2 separate regions of the Homo sapiens genome follow, and region 1 is linked to region 2. A link is an interaction called in ENCODE POLR2A ChIA-PET data of the cell type or tissue named here. Cell type or tissue: GM12878. All regions are shown on one strand.

Evidence for each region. Peaks named below come from ENCODE experiments on the same cell type or tissue, not always from the same donor. Only the 100,000 strongest peaks of a DNase experiment are listed, where the experiment ranks them.
Region 1: POLR2A ChIA-PET joins it to region 2 with 10 read pairs; 5 of 35 experiments call an interaction of 5 or more read pairs at or near these places.

Annotation. Positions count from the first base shown.
Region 1 is chr10:34,773,016-34,778,015 of GRCh38, reverse strand. The region is part of intron 1 of PARD3 (par-3 family cell polarity regulator); the gene reads left to right. Among named protein-coding and RNA genes, the nearest start is that of PARD3, 40 kb to the left of the region's middle. In GM12878, no CTCF peak of the experiment used is centred here; a DNase peak (open chromatin) is centred at 2,805.
Region 2 is chr10:34,696,902-34,701,901 of GRCh38, reverse strand. The region is part of intron 1 of PARD3 (par-3 family cell polarity regulator); the gene reads left to right. Among named protein-coding and RNA genes, the nearest start is that of PARD3, 120 kb to the left of the region's middle. In GM12878, no CTCF peak of the experiment used is centred here; no DNase peak of the experiment used is centred here.

The DNA of each region.
Region 1 (5,000 bases), 76 kb before region 2:
CTGAAGGCTGCTGGAGGATAAAGCTCTAACTCAAGAGCCGTGGATGTGGTGGTAACTTGGCAGCAGTCTCTTTCCCAAAGGCCTCCTTGCGGGAGGGAGGGCAGTGCTCATCTTAATTTTCTGGTCTCTTTCCTAGACTCACCATCATTCCTCAGGGAATCAGTTGATTAATTAACAAATGCTTGGCTGGGTGAGGTGGCTCACACCTGTAATCCCAACACTTTGAGAGGCTGAGACAGGAGGATCATTTGAGCCCAGGAGTTCAAGACCAGCCTGGGAAACAAAGCAAAACCCCCATCTCTTAAAAAAAAAAAAAAATTAGCTGACTGTTGTAGTGCATGCCTGTAGTTCCAGCTACTCAGGAGGCTGAGGTGGGAGGATTGCTTGAGCTTGAGAGTTTGAGGCTGCAGCGATTGCACCACTGTATTCCAGCCTGGGTGACAGAGTGAGACCCTGTCTCTAAAAAATAAAAATTATCCAAATGTCTAATGAGCATCTACTGTATACCTGGTGCTGCACTGTGAGGATGCCCTCTAAGAGCCCCCTGTGCGGGGAGAGAGAGGTTGTATAAAATGTTTGCAAAGGTGGAAATGGAGTAGGAGACACATATGTGAGGACATGGGGCTGCAGGGAAGGCCTTCTCAACTCCTCTCAGGCTGATGGTGAGTTAGAGACCAGCCAGGGAAATTGACATCTGAGGCAGATCTGGCTGAGTCCACCAGGGGAAGAGGGTGGGATGGTGGAGGGAAGGGGCTTGAAGGACTGAGTGTAGAGTCCTTTGTCACATAGGAAGATGTCCGTGCTTTGTGAGCAGGCAGGAGTCTTCGAAGGTTCCAAAGCAGGGAAATGACATAAGACTACTGAAGGCCAGGCATGGTGGCTCACGCCTGTAGTCCCAGCACTTTGGGAGGCCGAAGTGGGTGGATCACGAGGTCAGGAGTTTGAGACCAGCCTGGCCAACATGGTGAAACCGTGTCTCTACTAAAGATACAAAAAAAAAAAAAAAAAAAAATTAGCCAGACATGGTGGCACATGCCTGTAAGTCCAGCTATTCAGGAGGCTGAGGCAGGAGAATCGCTTGAACTTGGGAGGCAGAGGTTGCAGTGAGCTGAGATTGTGCCATTGCACTCCAGCCTGGGCGACAGAGTGAGACTCCATCCCCCACCCGCCCCCCCCCCCCACAAAAAAACACGACTGAAAATACTTGGAAATAGTCTCCTTAATTTGTTTTTTTTTGTTTTCTTTTTCCACCAATGGTGGAATTCGGATGGGAGGAGGCTTCTAATTTTCTGCTCACAATGTTGTTCCTTCACTAGTTTGAAGATTCTTCTGTTGTGAAAGACCAAGAGAACATATGATTAGTTAATAGGAGCTGTATTCTATCTGTAGCTTATCTCTTCCTGGCCCCAAATATAGCTTAAAACCTTGCTGTCCTTCCTCTGCTTACTAAAAAAAAAAAAAAAATTGTTCAAGAACTTCAGCTAATTCTGGATTTGTCTTCTGACAAAGTTCCCTGTGGTTCATACCACATTTTTGTTTCCTCCCTGGCCATGTGCTGGCCCCTGAAGTGTTTAGATCTGCTGTTTTAAAAACTGAGCTCCCTAGCCAGTCAGATTAATTGCTTTGGATCATGCCATTCTGTCTTTCTCAGATTGTCGTATGTTAGTGTCTCCTGTGCCACATAAATAGTAATCTCTTGTAGGTGTCTGAGGTATATTTTTCTTGGACTTGTCAAAATTAGTTCTCAGAGCTTAGAGATGGTGTCCTGCTGGGTTTATTGTTCCCTTGTCTTCTTGTTACTAGTTCCAAAATTATATTCTCACTTTCTTCCAGGGTTCTTGGCTGCCTAACTGATCAATTCTTTTTTGGTCAGAGTTATGGATGAATTTTATTGGCTTCGTACTTTTCCAAAATTTCAACCATGAGCCTATAGGGTTGTATATATAAATTTTTAGTAGAGACAAGGTCTTACTGTGTTGCCCAGGCTGATCTCGAACTCCTGAGCTCAATCAATCCTTCTGCCTTGGTCTCCCGAAGTGCTGGGATTACAGGTGTAAGCCACCATGCCTGGCCATATATTACTTTGTAAAATGAACAAAGTTATTAATTGAAAAGCATGAAGGTGGTGAGGATGATAGCTTTGCTTATTGCTTTTTCAGAGGTGGGTCAAGAGTTCTTATGATATGTCTTTTAAATTCTAGAATAATACCTACAGATTTCTCTTTACATCTTGATTCTGTACAAATTTGTGTGGTTTAAAAAAATGAGAGAGTTCTCTCCACTTCTTTGGTTTCTTTAGGCAGTAAGTGACAAACTCTCATAGCAATACTTCATCTACTTTGCTTTCCTTTATATTTGCACCCAAATTTCTTCATTCTCTCACGCATATATCTCTTGTAGTAGATTGTTTGGACAAAGGGCACCTTGAACTGGCAGCCTTGCATTCTGCTTGCCTGCCCAGGCTTGGTCCTGTAAGGAGACTTGTCCTTTCTTTTTGTTTGTTTTTTGAGATAGGGTCTTGCTCTGATGTCCAGGCTGGAGTGCAGTTGTGCATCACAGCTCACTGCAGCCTCAAACTCCTGGGCTAAAGTGATCCTCCTGTCTCAGCCTCTCAAGTAGCTGGGACTGCAGGCACACACCACCATGCCTGGCTAGTTTTTTTGCAGAGATGAGGTCTTGCTTTGTTGCCCAGGCTGGTCTCAACTCCTGACCTCAAGCGATCCTCCTGCTTCAGCCTCCGAAACTGTTGGGATTACAGGTGTGAGCCACCATGCCTGACTGATTTGTTCCTTTTGGTGGTCAATCTTGGTTCAGTAGTATATAAATTTAGAGTGCTGCTGTATTTTGAGCAGCTGCTCTGTCATATGAGCTTGAAATATTGGGTTCTATGCTGCTTCTATGTTGTGTAAGTCTCCAAACTGAAAGGATTTGTGACTTTAAAAAATGCCCACTTTTGCTCATATTTTTTGTTTCCTTTATTTGTTTGGCACTTGTTTTCACAGCGGTGACTTCAGAGCACAATTACTGAGAAACCTTGAGTGTTGATGTAAATCCTCCACTGGGTTCTACTATTACATACATCTTCGTAACTAGGTAAACTTCCAGGAGTCACTGAAATTTGGTATCTGTAAATGAAAAATTATATCAAATACAGATACCAGTGAAATTGCTAGATTTCATTGATGATTTCAGTTCAGTATTCTAAAGTCTGGATGTCACTTAGTACTTGGCAGGATTGCAAAGCAATGACATATGTGCATGCAGGTAGTTTTAATTCAAGCCAATTGTGAGAAGGATGTTTTATTGGTATAAGATCAGTGTAGTGTTGAGTTGGTTGTGGTTTTCAATTGCTGCTTTTGTTTTGGTTTTAAATTATAAATTAGTTCATTTGTCTTTATCATCAGTTTACAGTTGCATTGTGTCATGTGCATTTAACTTATACTAATTCAAGTCTCAATGTTTGCTTAAAAATAATTAACAATATGTATTTTTTTCATGCAACATCTCCTTAAATACAGGCCAGATGCGTTTCTTCTGGTATTCAACCATAGAAACAGCAATCCCTTCCAATGCTGCAGGAAAATTGGCAGGGTTAGGCTTTGTGAAAGGTAATGCAGCACTCAGAAAACCACATGTGCTTACTGTGTGTGCTATTTAAGTAATTTTCAAGGATAATTTTGTCTTAACCTTAGCCTTGATTTTAGAAGCCAAGCCTTGCCTAAAAGGTGACTCCGTGCAGTTTGTGGAGAGTTCTTTGGCCAGATCTATAGGATGTAGTGCTGTGTTTTTAGCATCAGTAGTGCTTTGGAGTTATAATTTCCTAATAATGAGAATTGAAGTCAGGTATGTTTTGCTGTTAAAATATGACTCATTTGTGACTCTGTTTCTAAATAGGTGTGTATTTTCTCCCCTCTGTTTACGTGGTGATAGTCCATTTTTATCACTGAGTTTGTTCTAGTGGAAAGCAGTAGTGGGTGAGAAATGTGGACTGTGTTTAGTAACTTGGAAAGCCACTGGCTTAAAGTAAAGCACATTTTATTTCCCAGAGGTGGGAGTCCTTGGGGGTAGTGATAATGTTGGTTTACTTCTGAACATTTATCCAACTAATCAGTGATGGAATTAAGTCTCTATTATTCTTTCATATTATGAAAGCTTCTAATTGAAAATGCAAAACAATTATGAGGCACTTTAACCCCATCAAGTTTATGAGAAGAACATTAAGTGCCTAGTGGATGTTTGCCCAAAGGACCCAAGTGGGCAATTCACAAAGGAGGGAATTAACCAGTAAAAAGCCACAGAAAAGCACCGAATAAACCTAGTCTTCAGAGACTCAAAAGTTAAAATATTATCCTATATCCTGTTAAATTGGCAAAACCAAAAATGATTAACATACCTGACGCTGCAAAGTCACAGTGGCCTGGTGCATTTGGACGTTGTTGGTGATGTTGTGTAAAAGACTGCATCTTCTCGGAACAGCAATTTGGCATGATTATCAAGATCTACAAAAATGTTCATGCCCTTGCAGTCCTCTGTAATACTTGTTATCCCTAGGGAACTGAAATTATGGGTAAGGATATTCAGTCCCACATTATTTAATTTCCGAAACCATTAGAATAGCTTCAGAAGTTCAACAAGAGGAAAATGGTGAAGTCAGCCACGGTTATTCATTAGAAGAAACAACATAGAGTCTATATAGCAGAATGAAACATGCTTGTACTAGGCCAAGTGAAAAAAGGTAAAACATTAAATGAACACTGATGAGAACAAGGTTAAACATGTTATAACTAACATAATATCTAAGTGTTATTAGTTGTGGGGCAAGCGTTTATAGATGTATTTTCTCTTTTTTTGTTTATAATTAAATTCCTCATCAAAGTAAAGAGAACATTAAAGAATTAGATAAGGCTATGGTAGGATGAAAATGAGATGCTGGGATGACTTTGTTTTAAATCCAAGGAGATGTGTCAGCTGTTTTTGGTGTGCCGTGTGGTTCTACAAAC
Region 2 (5,000 bases):
CGTAAGCCACCACACCCAGCCAAAATTGTTTTATTATTATATTTTAGAGACAAGCTCACTGTAGCCTCGAACCCCTGGGCTCAAGAGATCCTCCACCTTAGCCTCCCAAGTAGCTGGACTATGGGCACAGGTGCACACCACCACACGTTGGTGATTTTTCCAGTTTTTTTGTAGAGATGGGGCCTCACTACGTTCCCCAGACTAGTCTGGAGCTCCTGGGCTTGAGTGATCCTCCTGTCCCTGCCTCCCAAAGCACTGGGAGTATAGGCATAAACTACCGTGCCTGGCCCCTTCCCATCCTTGTTCCGGTGTTCTGACATTCTTGGTTCTCCCCATTCCAGAGCCTCTTACCGGCTCTGTTGGGGAAGTCTTGCTGCTTCTTGGCTTTCCCCACAGTTACCTTGGGGTTCCCTTTCTTGGTTCTGCAAAATGTGTCGCCTCTGGGCCATCTGCTTCTCAGCTTCCAAAAACTGTGTTTCCCTCATTTCCCTCTGTTCTCTTTGTCTTTGTGCGATTATGCTTGGAAACAACAACAACAACAACAACAACAACAACAACAACAACAACATCCCCGCGTGTATTGTGGTTTCAGTGGGCTTTCAGTAGGAAATAAAAATAAGTGTGTCTTTTTGATATGATGTTTTTACCCTTTCATTTTTATCTTTGTGTTCACAGCGTTCTGAATCACCTCTGCCATTCTTCCCTGCTGCTCACACCCTTCCCCCTGCTCAGGGTCCTCCTCTTGTGCCCTGTCCCTCTGGTCTGCTCATTCTGCTAAAACCTCCCCATGAAGACCTTTCCAAGTGAGAGTGATCTTTCCTTCCTGAATTCACAAAACATTTTTTTTTTGGTGTAGTTTTCTTTGAACACGTGGTCTACCTCTTTTTTATGACTTATATTTTGTCAGATAAATTTTATTTTATTTTTGAGATGGAGTCTCACTCTGTTGCTCAGGCTGGAGTGCAGTGGTGTGATCTCAGCTCACTGCAACCTCCGCCTCCCAGGTTCAAGTGATTCTCCTGGGACTACAGGAGAAAGAGGAGCTGGGACTACAGGCGCACGCCACCATGCCTGGCTAATTTTTATGCTTTTTGTAGAGACAGGGTTTCATCATGTCGGCCAGGCTGGTCTCTAACTCCTGACCTCAGGTGACCCACCTGCCTCAGCCTCCCAAAGTACTGGGATTATAGGTGTGAGCCACTGCGCCTGGCCTGTCAGATAAATTTTAATTTCTGATGTTGGGTGATGATTGTTTCTTTGCCTTCATGCAATGCTTTGCATGTAGTAAATACTCAAATTTTTTTTTTATCAACATAGATTTTTTTCAGTGATCTTTTTCTGGTCTTAAGTTAGACAGGATATTGACCATTGCTGTATGCCATGGTTAATGAAAAAGTAGGGTGCTATTTCTAGTTGCAGATACTTTTCTTGAAATTTGCACATGTGGGTAATATGCGGAGCCTATGCATTATACATGTCATAACTCACAAAAGCTCGCCTTAGGACTTTGCACTGTTTTCTCTTACCACATCCTGGAGTAGAGTGGGCCTCAGCATTCCTTGCAACTTGCATCTTGTAGAGTTACCTCTGCTTCCATTCTTAGTCTTAGGAAATGTTTTGTCTAGCACTAGGCAAGGTGAAGTTGATGTTCTTTATCTGAATAAGAGCAGTGATTCTTCATGTGGTTTTGTCTCCAGGTTTCTTCGGTGGGTTTGGACCTATCCTTGGGAGCCTTGCCCCATGAGGACATTCACTGCTTGATCATCTATTTGATGGATGAACTCTGCCCCTCGTTTATTGCTGTGTGTGATGGACTTTTGGTTGTCATAATACACAATTATTGTTAGTGTTTAACTCTTTTGTTATTTTAAATGGACATATCCTGAATGAGAAACATTCTTCTTCTTTTTTAGTTGAATGTTCTGTCATGTTTGTTTATTCACCCAATGACTGATACAATTATTGTAGAATTAGAATTTATTGGTAGTATAAAAAGTGGCTTATCATAACTTTTATCTTCCCCCTAAGAGACGGGGCCTCACTCTGTTGCCCAGGCTGGAGTGCAGTGATACAATCACAGCTCACTGCAGCCTTGAATTTTTGTGCTCAAGGGATCCCCCTGCCTTAGTCTCCCAATTAGCTGGGACTGCAGGTGTGGGTCACTATGCCTTGGCCTTCTAAAGTTCTGGGATTACAGGGATGAGCCATCATGCCGGACCTTATCACAATTTTTTGCTCAGCTACATTTCTGAGTGTCTATGGACTGGACAGTAGAGATTCCTACTGTTATTATTTTAAACTTTTTAATGCAAACTACTACAAAGTGGAATCAATAAGTATGCGCTAACTTTTTCTCACTGGATACTGGACTCTTCCCTTGAAAATAAAGCAAGTCCTCTGTTCATTGAAAGAGAATTATGGTATGAAAGCTGCCAGTTAAAATTTCCCAAGAGACCACTGTTCTACGGAGTTGTATTTTTCAGTGGCAAAAATATCCTTCCTGGTTTTTAAACTCTTGTGGGAGGAGGTCATTTTTATATGTTTATTTTTTATGTTTTATTTATTATTTTTTTATTTTTAATGCAGCATGCTCTGTTGGGGTTACTGTTGATCTCCTGCTCAGTTCTTTTCAAAACGTCATATCCATTCAGCACATTTTTGTGGAGTGGCATTTAATAAGTGGCAGCCTGATATTTGCCTTGGCATGATGTTATCATGATTGCTTGGCATAGCTGACTGTTGAGTCAGGACCCCTCCGGAGGCAGGAGTCAACCATTGACTCTCAAAATTAGAAAAGCCTTGATCAGTTAGTTGGAGGATTACAAGCCAAGTTTATAGAGTATTTCAAAGAGAGGGTAACATATTCTGCTGATAGACCAAATAAGATGAGGACAGACAACAGACTTTTGTGTTAAGCATCGTGGAGGCTGCTGTGGATATGATGGAAGAGGAAGCCTGATTGGAATGGGGTTATGGGAGGAAGACACACTTGAAGCAAGTATAGACAATTTTTAAAAAAAATTTGCTGTGAAGATCATCAAAGAATTGGTATAATAACCGGAAGGTAAAGTAGTGTCAACAAAAGGTTTTGTGCTGCATATGTAAAAATAATTCACAGCCTTTAAAGGCTCACGCTTGACACCTGACTCTATCTTCCATACGATTGTGGTTTTTAGGAACATTAACAGTGGGACAGGCTGGGCTCAGTGGCTCATGCCTATCATCCCAGCACTTTGGGAGGCTGAGGTGGGAGGATTGCTTGAGCCCAGGAGTTGGAGGCTGCATTGAGCTATGATTGCACCATTGTACTTCAGCTTGGATGACAGAGCGAGACTGTCTCTAAACAAAAGAAAACAGTGGGCTGGAGTTAGACTGCTGATCTGCTTTGGGGGTGTGATGGTCAGGAAAAGCTCTTGGAGAAGAGGATGCCTGAGAAGTCTTGATGGACAGACAGGGCTGGCCTGGAGGGTAAGGTGTGGTCCAGGCATTGGAGGCCTTGGGCACAGAGTGGGGGGAAAATGGTGCAGGGCCTAACAGGCTGTGAAAGGGAAAGTGCTGGGGAAAAGGTGGAAATGTAGCAAGTTCTGAAGGATGAAGTTATGAGGTTGAGAAAGTCCATAGGTGCGGATTTATTTCCAAGGGGTGGCTACAAATATTATATAAAGGCTGCAGATAATGATCTCATCTGGAGGGAGTGAACAGGATTAGGAGGCTTAAAGAATGGTTTCATAAGCCACATTTTGGAGGTTGGTGTGCTTGTGTGTGTGGAAGTATTTTAGAAACGAAAGTTGATATTTAAGTTGATTGGGTCACCCTTGAGCTTGCTTGGTGGGAAGAGGTGGGCAGGATGTGGCTATTCTAAGTGGCCAGGGGACACCTCTTTCTTATTCACCCCCAGGACATTATTTCCAATTTTCCTTGAAGAGGAAATACCATTTACCATCAGTAAATGGTTTTGGGACTTCATTCTTTGGGGACTCAACACATCTGGAGATGCCAAATTCTGGAGCTGTCTCAGTGGCAGGTGTCCCAGGGACTCCTGGATGATGTTGTAATTGGGATTCATGTGCAGTCAGAATAGGCCCCACAAATGAAGAGGATGCCAACGTGTGTGTGTGTGTGTGTGTGTGAGTGTTTGTTTTACAAACTTACTCTCTGTGTTCTAGATAAATGATTCCTTTCATAGAGGTCCAGATAGATGAGGGTGCAGAGGAACTCTGTTACTTGCAAAATGGTTTTAACGGTAATGTTTAATAACTTTGAGGATTAAGGTCTGAGTTACTTGCTGTGCTGGTTAAAAAGTGACAAGGATTGGTCATTCTGCATTTTTAAAATAAGTGTTCCGTTTCAGTGATACTTAGGCATGCTTTGTTAGAGATGGACTTGGAGAGCTTCTTAATAATATGGATTCTCCCCGCACCCCTGCTCCAGGGTCTTAGTCAGTAGATCTGGAACAGGGTCCAGGAATCTGTATTTTAACTCTTCATTAATCATTAGCCTCCTTCTTCCAATCTTTGCTTCAGGAAAGAACTGTATCAAACATCATCTTTAGGTATGAAGAATGGAGGATTGAACTTCTGGATAGCAATTGTGTTGCAGAATGAAAGCAGTAGGGAATGGTGAAACATGCAATTTAGTATATTTTCATCTGAATATGTACGTAAGAGTGATGTAGAAGTTCAGAAACACACAACTATGTTTCTTCTTCAGATCATTTGAAAGCAGAGTTTTAAGGATTTTAAAATATACGTACACCATATAGAAGTGTATAAAATTTAAAATGATGTCCTTTTTTTTCCTTCTCCTCAATCCCACTGCAGGATAACCACTGCAAATTTTGAGGGGGGTGTGTGTGTGTGTGTGTGTTTACGCATTTTAATATGTGTGTGTGTGTGTGTGTGTGTGTCATTTTGTCTCTGTAAAAAGAGGCTCAAGCCACACAGGATGTGCTTTGTTCACTACGGTCTTGTCAGCATCCTTCTGTGTCCCTATCTTTAGAC